2 separate regions of the Homo sapiens genome follow, and region 2 is linked to region 1. The links are chromatin contacts, found by Hi-C or POLR2A ChIA-PET in ENCODE. All regions are on one chromosome and are shown on one strand. Each heading gives the region's core, a stretch centred on a gene start or an enhancer-like site at or near the end of the contact. The rest is flanking DNA. Distances are from core to core; before and after follow the strand shown. Region 1 has its middle 100 kb from the start of ZBTB18. Region 2 overlaps LOC105373262 (a long non-coding RNA gene).

Evidence for each region. A loop is a pair of places that touch in the nucleus more often than their neighbours do. ChIA-PET counts read pairs that join two places held with the same protein, here RNA polymerase II (POLR2A). Pooled maps may share reads with other maps.
Region 2: a loop to region 1 is called in a map of gastrocnemius medialis, with 6 times the contacts of the local background. The contact joins two enhancer-like sites. A Hi-C loop is called at or near these places in 5 of 168 maps with a recorded cell type or tissue (MCF 10A, PC-3, endothelial cell of umbilical vein and 2 more) and 2 of 50 pooled maps. POLR2A ChIA-PET finds 5 or more read pairs at or near these places in 2 of 52 experiments (MCF 10A and activated CD4-positive, alpha-beta T cell).

The regions. Positions count from the first base shown.
Region 1 is chr1:244,152,503-244,158,237 of GRCh38, reverse strand. No RefSeq gene overlaps it. Among named protein-coding and RNA genes, the nearest start is that of ZBTB18, 100 kb to the right of the region's middle. Within about 2 kb of position 2,882, at least 3 of the 41 ENCODE cell types and tissues checked have a DNase peak (open chromatin) inside an H3K27ac peak, as active enhancers do; they include gastrocnemius medialis and psoas muscle, where a contact is called at or near this core.
Region 2 is chr1:244,227,414-244,233,079 of GRCh38, reverse strand. It overlaps LOC105373262 (a long non-coding RNA gene), which reads left to right. Exons shown (of 3, transcript XR_949343.3): 3 at 805-2,332. Among named protein-coding and RNA genes, the nearest start is that of SPMIP3, 120 kb to the left of the region's middle. Within about 2 kb of position 1,804, at least 6 of the 41 ENCODE cell types and tissues checked have a DNase peak (open chromatin) inside an H3K27ac peak, as active enhancers do; they include gastrocnemius medialis and psoas muscle, where a contact is called at or near this core.

The DNA of each region.
Region 1 (5,735 bases), core at 1,633-4,132:
GACTCCATCTTGAATAGGTGCTGAATAAAATAAGGCTGAGGCCTACTGGGCTGCATTCCCTGGAGGTTAAGGCATTCTAAGCCACAGGATGAGATAGGAGACTGGCACAAGATACAGGCCACAAAAACCTTGCTGATAAAACAGTTTGTGGTGAAGAAGCGGGTCAAAACCTACCAAAACCAAGATGGCAATGAATGTGACCTCTGGTCATCCTCACTGCTCATTGTACCCTAATTACAATGCAGTAGCACTCTAAGAGACTCTCCCGCCAGCACCATGACAGTTAACCAATGCCATGGCAACATCAGCAAGTTACCCTATATGGTCTAAAAGGGGAAGAACCCTCAGTTCTGGGAATTGCCCACCCCTTTCCCAGCAAACTCATGAATAATCCACCCCTTGTTTAGCATATAATCAAGAAGTAACTGTAAGTGTTCCTAACTGAGGAGCCCATGTCTCTGCTCTGCCTATGGAATCACCATTCTTTATTCCTTTACTTTTTAAATAAACTTGCTTTCACTTTATGGATTTGCCCAGGATTCTTTCTTGTGTGAGATCTAAGAACCCTCTCCTGAGGTCTGGATCTGGACCCCTTTCTGGTAACAATACATCTTGATACAAATTATATAGTGTACTCTGATTTCTTAAAAGTAATTTTTGAAATTTAAGGCAGTACGAAGTTGATTTAGTAGGCAACTGCATACACCCAAGGACTCTGGGTACTTAGAATTACGGTAAAAATGTCCCCAAAACCCTCAGTGTCCTAAACAGATATCTTCAGTGCCAGTTAGATCTAAGCTGTTTATCCTCAAAAAGCAAACAGGTACAGCAGCATTATTCACAACAACCAAAAGGTGGAAATAACCTGTCCATCAACAGGTGAATGGATCAATAAAATGTGATATAATATTATTGGAATATTATTCAGTCATAAAAAGAAATGAAATTCTGACACACGCCACAACATGGGTGAACCTTGAAGACATTTGCCAGAAGGAATAAGCCAGTCACAAACCACAAATGCCGAGAATAGGCAAGTTCAAAGAGACAGAAAGAATAGAGGCTATCGGGGGCGGGAGGGAGGAGAGTTACTGCTTAATGGCTAGAGTTTCCACTTAGGATGCTGAAAAAGCTCTGGATATAGATAGCGATGGTTACAGAGCATTACAAAGGTACTTAATGCCACTGGATTGTACACTTAAAGTGGTAACGGTAACTTTTAAGCTATGCATAGTTTATTACAATAAGAAAAAGAGAAGGAGGGAAGGAAGGAAGGGAAGGAGGGAAGGATGGAGGGGGAAGAAAGGGAGAGAGAGAAAGAAAGAAAAGAAAGAAAGAGAGAGAAAGAAAAAGAAAGGAAGGAAGGAAGGATGGAAGGGAGGAAGGAAGGAAGAAAGGAAGGGAGAGAGGAAGAGAGGAAGGGAGGGAAAAGAGAGGGAGAGAGAGAGAGAAAGAGAGAAAAGAAGAAAGAGAGAAACAAGGAAGGAAGGAGAGAGAGAAAGAAAAAGAAAGAAAGAAGAAAGAAAGAAGGAAGGAAGGAAAGAAAGAAAGAAAGAAAGAAAGAAGGAAAGAAAGAAAGAAAAGAAAGAAAAAGAAAGAAAGAAAGAAAGAAAGAAAGAAGGAAAGAAAGAAAGAAAAGAAAGAAAAAGAAAGAAAGAAAGAAAGAAAGAAAGAAAGAAAGAAAGAAAGAAAGAAAGAAAGAAAAAGAAACCCAGAGCAGTACCCCTTAGCTCTCACTGTTGGGAACCAACTCTTCTGCATCTAAAATTTCTGAAGAACAGCAGTGTGTTATGTCTCTGAGTTCTAACAACAGACCATTAACCTACTCCTTACCGAGGGTGAACTAGACACAGGCATAGAGGTAAAGTAAGATGCTCCTGAAACTTTCAGATTGTTGTACAGTATGGCTGGGAACAAAAGGCAGTGGGTAGAGGGTGAGGGAGGGGCCTTAAAACAAAGTGAGAACAATAGTGACAAAAATGAATAAGAAAACTAGTCGTGGAATAATATCAGCAACTGCATATGTAGACTAGACACCTCTTGCCCATACATTTATTTCTCAATCCCTTGGGAGAAGTCAAAAATCTTTTTTCCTTTCAAACATCTGGTGGGGGGTGTGTGTGTATCACTAAGCGATTAGTGTATCAGCCTCTCTTAAACATTCGCTCTTAGTGATCGAATTATGTTTGAGCCCACCCACTTTTCTCTGAGCGTTCATCATGGATGAGCTGAGTGCTGGGTGTTAATATAAACAGCATGGTAACGCACAGGATGCAAGGGGAGTACCCATTTAGAGAGAACTAATACAATTCAATCAAAGGACGTCCTCAGTGGTGGAGCATCTGTGTGCCTTATCCCAACAACTTCCACCACCCCTACACGGCAGGAAGAGGGGGTAATAAGCACGCAGCCGCCTGTGATGCCCACTCCTCCTGGAGACACTGGCGTCGGGGAAAGAAACAGGAATGAATCAAGCAGGGTTATACGGTGGGAGAGTTTGAGGAGCCCATGTAACCAGCCTCTATATTTACGCTGACAGCTCCATAGCTGGGGTCCTATCGGTGGTCCTTAGCAGATTCGGAAAACATTCTAATGGAGGTAGGTAGAACCAGAACATAGCAACATCGCCTGTACGCCCGTTACAGATACAATCTGGTGGGACCTTAGAGATCGATGTCCCTTACTCTGACTGAGCTGAGGTCAGTCGGATCGCATGTGCAGATCGCTTTTGGCCGGCGGTTGCAGCTGCTGTGGACTGGGCATTGTCCAACGCTGCCAGCGGGCTGCCCTGCACAGTGGGGAGTCCCTCCCTCCCTCCCTCCTAAAGCTGGGCCCAGGCGGCCTGTTTGTTGCTACTGCCGCTGCCGCCGCTGCTGCTGTTCCTCAGCTGTCCGCAGCAAGGCCGTGTGTTTGAAGTTGGGCACAGTGTGCCTTTGAGGTGGCTCTTTGGCCCATTCATTGCAGCTGTCCCACTTGTGCTGGCACAAAGCAGCTGCCGGCCCCCTGCACACATCCTGCCCACAAAGCCCGGCATGGGCCCCATGCCCTCAGGGTCCAGGGGCTGCTGAAGCCACGCCTGGCTGTGGGCTGTGGATCGTGTGTTATGTCCAGCTCGGCTCTGGCAGTTACCTTTCTGCCAGTTGTTAAGCATAACCTGAGCCAAGGTCACGAGGCAAGTCTGACGTCCAGGTGGGCTGGTTAGTTGCACACACTTGTTCTGTGACTCCAGAAGGCTCATAAATGTGAGCCTCTGATGATCACAGGGGGAGACAGGACAAGAAAGGGACGGTTGAACTGACGGCAGGGTGTCACTTCTACTGAAAAACAAGTCAGAATTTGCTGTCTGTGAACAATGGGTTGGTAGGACCCCAGCGTTTCTACAGGAGCACAGTGTGTAAATCATTGACTATATAGGACACTTAAATGAAGAAGGCTGGAAGATAAACTCAGTCCTTTTTATTTCCCAATCCAGCAAATGGGCTGAGCTTACAAGGTAGATAAAACAATGTCCGTGGACTCTATGTCTGCTATAGGCTTCAGCACACAAACTGCTCCCATGGGATTGTGCCAGGCAGTAAGAATTATATTTATAGCACGTTGAATTGAAAATATTTGCCACAAGTTCTGAGCCAAATTTTTAAAACAAGCTCGTTTCTAGACCACTTGTGTGGTCTAGAAAATTCAGCCTGCCTGAATAAAACGAGAAAAATGATAGTAATTTAATATTCAATCCTGCTCTATATAAATGCAGAATAAAACAGGAGGTCAGCCAGCTGATGAAAGAGGTGAAACAGTGGATGAAAAAGCCATATTAATCAAAAAATTACCATTTTGGTGAGACTTGACCCTTATCTTCAAGATAAAATATAAAAGGGAAGGTTGATAAACCACCGATAATTGCCATTTTCAATTTGATTTTTCCGGTCCGTGTAGGAACTTTAGGGGCTTAAAAATTAATACCTGATTTATCAAAATTAAAAATTCCCAAGCTTAAAATCTAATTTTTCCTCAAGTTTAGGTTCAACTCACAACTCTTATTATTCTATTTAAACATCGAATACATTTTTCCAACTACTTTTAAGAGTCCTTTTACTTCTTAATTAAATTACTTTAAATATTTAAAATTGTATTTATAAAAATAATATATTCTGCTTCTTTTTAAAAATGCTTCAATTATCTGATTAATAAACAAAAGTTTCCCAAGTATCTACACTGCTCTCTTAAATCTAATAAAAAGGGAACTTTTTCATACAATGGTTCTTAAGCCTCTTTAAACTTTTTGTATATTGTTTACAATTTTGGTAATATTCTCTTATGTTTTTCAACTTAGAATCGTAAGTCAAATTGATTACCTCCATTTCACATTTTAAACTGAAATGTGAAATTAGAATGGTATTCTGTTACACATTGAAATGTGCCCATTTTTCTTAAGTATTCCAAAATCCAAATACAGCAAACATATACTTACTCTGCCCAAATTTAGCCTAAAGTCTTAATTTATTGGTTTGATTTATTTTAAAATTTAAATATTTAATGCTATATCGTCCCAAAGTTTAAAAAAACATTTTTAATTTATCCACTCAAAAAAATTTTGTTATCCTAACCCAAACAAGTTTATGGAAGTTTCTTTAAGACCTAGGACTTGATTCTTGCTGCAACCATGATGAGACAAAATGAGGTGTCTTTATTGTTACTCTAACAGGTACACCAAAACTTGATAAAGGGATTGGTCACTCGTCCATGTTCCAAGACTTAAATCCTATCATTATTTAATTTTCTGTCCACTCTCTGAAATCTGCAATTCCCACCAAGACGTAACCAACTCCCTCCACTGTCTTAGCTGGATTTGTCTCTCTTTGACTCTTGAGATAAGTGAACACCAACTTGTGGATTTCGAGTATTTCCTAAGCCTTTGCCTGCCTGACGCTGTACATACAATCAAAACAATGCTAATGACACCAGTGTGCCCCACTGAAGACAATGAAAGAAATATGCAGAGATGCTGTTGATGAAGGCTATCTAACCCAGCCTGATGAGTAGGAGCTGGCAAAGAATGGAAACCTCTTGGCTAAATTCAGGTTTTACTGAGAATGCCCAGATAGCAGTGGGGACAATTCCTTTGACAAGACTGAAGGCAAGGAGGTGGCTGCAGAAATCCTGGTAAGAGATATTAGGCAGTGAGAGGTTATACACAAATGAGTGGGACAAAGGGTGACAGATTGACAGGTAGAGAAAATAAGTATTATTCAAAATCTGATGCCTTCATCAAGTTTCAAAAGTGCTCAAGTTTTGGCTGAATTTTTAAACAAGTATCTGTAGGTAGATATTCTATGTTGTTGCTTGAAGTGAGAACAGAAAGTTCTGAATGACAGCTGTATTAGGGTTGGGTAGGAGGAAAAAGTCGTCATCTTCTAAGGAACATTCAGGAGCCAGATGTGTTCACACTCCTTTTGCAGGTCATCTCCTTTAGCTTAAAAGTCACTTCTTTCTGCTTTCTCAGGCTTAGTGAGGGTGCCCTTTCCTGCACTCTCACAGTGCCCTGTATGTCTTCCTTAAATCATACATACAGATTTGTAATTAGGTAATTATTTGTGTAATTACTTGGACAATATCTTTCCCACCCTATGAGAACTAGAACCATGTCTGTCCTGTTCACTGATACATCCCTGGTAGCCTAGTACACGGTCCAGCTTCTAAGAGTCCTTGGACATCAGAACTCCAGGCTCTTTAGCTTT
Region 2 (5,666 bases), core at 555-3,054, 76 kb before region 1:
GGATTTCATGATGTGTTTTGTGTTTAGTTGAAGGGAAAGTTGAGGAGAGACAGGTGAGAACTTTGGAAAATATGAATCTGAGGTTTCTCCTTTGAGCATGTCGGGTGGTGCGTCAATCTGCGTTTGGCCCTCTCCCCCGCTGACGTCACCCAAGCCTAGTGTTTTAGGACCGTGGGGAGAACCAACCAGAGTTCTGGTGCATTCATTCACTTTGGGGTCCAGATCTCTGTTCTGGTCTCAGATCTTTCTCTGCCAACTTACTATCTAGAGGACCTTTCACAAATTCACTAAATTTCACTTAATTTCCTGAACCTTGACTTTTTTCCCTGTAAATTGGGAGTAATAATAGAAACTACCACAAAAGGTTGTAGTGAGGATTGACTGAATAAATGTTACTTGATTGATTGATGAATAAACAGGATAACTTGTGTAAAGCACTTGGTTTTGATAGACAGGTGTCTCTTACATGTAATAACAATCTCCTATTTCCTGGCTAGTCCAAAACCCCAAGAAATTTGAGGTCTCACGGAGTTTGTGGTATTCAGGTCAGGTGGATATATTTGAGGTATGCTTTTCTATTTTGGATTTTATTTCCTCTTTTCTGTTCCACCATGGTAAATGCCTCCTAGCTGGTAGTGGGTGAAAATCTTTTATCCCACTTCTGGGGAAAGCCACCTTCTGGGGAAAGACCTTCTGTGAGTTAATATCCGGAAACAACTGGTTCCTTTCTTCTTGTCTCCTTCCCCTTCCCACCCTCTTTAGCACCTGTGAAATGTCCTATTTTTCCCCCTTTTCCATATGCAGGCTAATTGGTGACATCAACCAAAGCCCTGAAAGTGATTCTGGCAGAAAACGAACATGTCTCTGCGAAGCAGGTGAAGAGCCCGAGACTTTGGAATAGACACACTGGCAGCGACGGGGATGAGACCTCACCAGGGAGGAGGTGCTAAGCCCAACTGCAGGATGTCTCTGGGTGTCCTCCAGGCACCCCAGCTTTGAAGGCACCCCACCAACCCGGGATCCACAAACGTTTCCGCCAGATGTGCAGCCCTTGGAGCAAGTCGTGAAACAACTGCTTTGAAGATGAAGAGCCCTCGGAGCACGCTAAGTAGCTGTATTATTGTCGTGCAGTGTGTGTCACCCTGCGGAGGATTCAACTCCCAGCACTGTCACCGCTGGGGAATTAGTGAAAGGCAAACTCAGCCGGAAATGCCGAGTGCCAAAAAAGAGGAGCGAATAAAATGCTGGGGGTGGGAGGAAGGGGACGGTGGGTGCCTGAGCTTTGAAATTCTGCCACTGAAAGTTCTCTCCCATGGTTCCTTTTCCAACCCGCCCCGAGTGCAACAACTGGACCCGCCATGTGACAGGCGCTGCAGACGGATCGCGTTTCACACATGCAGCTGTAATATCTGGCACACAGGTGTTTGGTTCTGTGTTTGCCAGCTGCTCTGCAGCGCCCTGCTACAATGGATAGGGGTCGGGGGGAGGGGAACCCTCACACTTGTTGCTGCCAAAAGGGAGGAGGGAGCTGGAGATTCCTGCCCCCCGGCCAAGAGCTCAGCATTTGACTCTGCTTGGGTCTCCCCCAGTGCCTGCTTTAGAGGGTCCTGGGGCCTCTTCTCATGGGCTCACCCAGGACTCGGCTGTGGCTGGCTGGGAGGGCGAACAGGGCGTCTGGGAAACCTCCAAGCAAACTGGCCAGGGCCCCAGGAAGCCAGGTCCGGAGGCAGCGCACCCGGGGATAGGAGGCCACTGGGCTGTTGAGTCAGCTTCCAACTTCACCTCTGAGCAATTGTGAAACCTTGGCCAGGTTTCTTGCCCTGTCTGGTCTTAGTTTCCTAATCTATGAAATGGAGTATGTAACTCCTGATCCACCAGCCCTCGTCTGTGAGGACTCCATGAAGCACTCAGGGAAGCAGCGTTACTTTTGTTATTCCCACCTGGGGAAGGTGGGACGGGGCAGAAACTCACCGGGCTCCTGGGCCATATCCCTGGACCCCTGTCATTGAAGCCTGGCCCAGCTGTTCTGGGTCTGAGGCCCAGATATCACCAGTGTCCAGATATCACACAGATCATTGGTTTTCTGCTCTTTTTCCCTCCTCAGGGAGGAAGAGGCCTGGCCATTCAGGACAGTGAAGTCACCGAAGAAAGGTGGCAGCAGGGGAGACTGGGGGTGGACTCTCCAGCCCGTGCCCGCTGGAAGCCCCTCTCCTTTCCCTTCTTAGCACCTGCCGGATGGAGCGTCTATGCAGCTAGGACTGTTATATGGAGGGTTTTCTCCCGCCGTGGACTCTCTGGAGGCTATGGACTGTCTGCTTTGCCCATCATTCTGTCCCCAACACGTTGTCTGCATGAAGTGAAGATTTGATAACTGCCTGCTAAGGGAGCGAAGGAGTGAGTGGGTGGATGAGTGGGACGGTATTCTCACTGCCACAGCTGCTCCCAGCCCTATTTTAAGGACAGAGAATATGCATATTTAAAGGACAGATGCGTGTCTAATAATCCCAGCATGTTGGGAGGCTGAGGCAGGAGGATTGTTTGAGGCCAGCAGTTTGAGAGCAGCCTGGGAAACATAGTGAGACCTCCATCTCTGCCGCAAACAAAGAAAATTAGTCCAGCATAGTGGAGTGCACCTGTAATCTCAGCTCGTGGGGAGGCTGGGGCAGAAGGATGACTTGAGCCCAGGAGTTCAAAGCTGTTGTGAGCTGTTATCATGGCACTGCACTCCAGCCTGGGCAACAGAGCAAGACCTCATCTCTTAAAAGAAAAAAGATGGATGCATGATCACACATGACACGTCCAGCTCCACGTCACATGTCACTCCCCAGCCTCAGACCTATCCTTTGCATCCTCTCTCCACCCTTCTTCTGACCCCTTGTCCTGCTTGGCTCCCTGCTAATGTGCCCATGCCTCGCCTTCTCTTCCTACCTCCCCCTCCTGCCCCATCCCCCTGTTCCTTGTCTCTCCTGAGTCTGGGAGTTGGAACTACCCAGGTCACAGCAAGGCTTGTAGGAAGAAGAGTACCATGGGGATCCCAGAGGGCTAAGGCCCAGCCAAGCTCTGTGCTTTGGACATGGAGACTAGCGGTTGTCTTTCTGGGTTTGCAAACTTTGTGAAATGAGCATCGTCTGCTCTGTATCCTTCTTGTGCATATTTTAAAAGACTCCACCCAGCCTCATCTCTTTCAAGGAGTTTGTTCCCCACTAACTGGGCTGGACAGGTGAGAATGCTCTTGCTACAATCTTCCCCAGTTCTAGGCCTGGCTCATGCGTGACCTATATATGCTAAGCTAGATGTCCTGTACTTGCTAATCTAGATATCCTCTACATGCTAAGCTGGATGTCTCTCCCAGAAGGGCCGCCTCTCTAGCTAAAACCCTCTCAACTACCCTTCTACAGTTATTGCCAGTGTGCAATTTATTTTCCCTTCTGGACCTTCGAAGGAAACTGATGTTTATTGAGCGCCTGCTGTGTGCCAGATATTGTGCTTAGCACCTTATACCAACAAGTCATTGAAGTGGCCGCTGTCACTCTCCCTGACTTCACAGATAGGAACACTGAGGAACGGAGACAGGAAAACTCTCCCAACATCATACAGCTGGTAAAGGGCAGAAGTGGGATTTGAATCCTAGTCTGTAGGATTCCTAAGCCTTTGCTCTTGCTGTGCCATTCAGAATGGGGATAAGTGAACAGCCGTGGGCTCAGGGCCTGCATCCTTTCTCTCCAGGTAGCAGTGTCCTCTTGGGCCATAATGCCATTCATTTGTTCAGTCATTCATCCAGCAAGTAGGCACTGGACAACTACTGGGCACCAGGCTCTGTTCTAGTAGCCAGAGATAAACTGGATGGACAGGTCTCCCTTCTAAAAGTTTATAACACAGCACAGAGGCAAAGGTTAAATGGATAAGCACCCAATTTAATTAATTGGTTGGTTATAATGGTACTAAGTCCTATGAAGGAAAAGTGTGCTGTGTTGGGAGAAGCTTGTCTGGGGAAATCAAGTCAGGCTGCCCTGAGGAATGGACAATATTTCCACCTTTGCTGTCAACCAGGCTAGCATCTTAAAGGGTAGTAACTCCAGGTGAGGACAGTGTCCCAGCAGACAGGGGAGGAGTGCCCACACGGTCCCATTTCAGACAGACGTTGGCTGATCAGGCATCACCCAAGTCCTCATGTTCAGCTCTGAAAGGATTACAAGCATGTTTAAAAATACCTAAGGGAGGAGATCCCCTCATCAGAACAGGACCCGTGATATTTCGGCACTTGCTGGCCCGTGGGCAGACACTGCTTCTGTTTGGGTCTGTATTTTTCCTGATGCCTGAGGGATAGTCCCGGTGACCCTCACTGCGGCCACTTCACCAGGAATGGAAAATCACTTGCTGAAAACATAAACAGAGCATATAATAATTGGCAAGACACAGGCAGCTAATCACCATTCTCTCTCCCCCTGCCCTTCCCCTGATCCTGTTTATGAGACATATTCTCCATGTTTTCTACCACATGCTTGCTTTTCTCTTGAAAACATACAGAGCAGCTCTTAGAAGCTCTCTACTTAATCCAGGTAGAATCTCCCCGTGGGCATAGATGGCAGCCCAGGCAGGCCTCAGTGAAGAGTCTGCAGAGCCCCCTCGGTGACGAGAGGGACCACAGAGAAGGCAGAAGCAGAGGATAAGCCCAGGTACCTCCGGGCTCTCCCTCCTTCCCTGAGGACTTTGGTTTCTGATGGGGTAGAATGAGGCCCCCCTTGGGTCCCTCTTCTTCATCATCCTAACAAACCTGCAAAGCTTCCTTTACTGTTGCCTTCGGAAACTCCTTCCAGAGTTGTTCCGGGCAAGCTGGACATCAGATCTCTATTGATTTTTGTTCCTTCCAAGATATGAGCTAGCCAGAGGGACATACGAGATGCTTAGCCCACCTTTTCCACTATCAAGGTGTTTAGGGCACTCTGGGCTGCATAAAGGGAAACAGTGAGATATTTTCCACAAAATCCCAGAAAGGAGCAGTGGCTTCCAATCTTGTCCTTACTCGGCCAGGCACGCAGCTGAGCCTGGCACAGATAGGTCGATACATCTCTCCCCAGACCACTCTAGGATCACCAGGACTCAGGAGAAGGAACGCCACTCCTTCCCACAAAGCGTCTGGGACCCTGGTTTACAGAGTCTTGACTTCCAAGCAGCCAACCCTCCAGGTGAATCACAATTCAGCCCCTGGAAAAGAATAGGGAGACTCAGGCTGGGAGATCGGCTCTCAGTGGCTAGAAGGCCATGTAGTGAGCTCAGCTGACTTAAAATATCCCACACGATGCTGCTTTACCTGGTTGGAAAACAAATGGGTAATCCACTGGCTTGTTGTGTCCACATGATGAAAAACTACCAGTGGAATTGTTTTGTTTTCCAATGACTTCACTTGAGTAGCTGTTTTGGCTGTTGAACACAGCCTCAGAGCACTTTCCTTTTCTTTCGGCATGGATACTTATCCACTCTTCAACCTTTAGCAATCTGTCTACCCTTGAAGCATCAACATCCATATCTATAAATTGGGGTTTTCTCTGAAGAAGAGTGAGTTACCAGATGCGTTGACTTTCGAATGGAAAGGCATAAAGACCGCATGATCCAGCAGTTGTTATTTTATTTTTGTTTCTTTGGTGCCCACGGTCCGTTCACTTTTC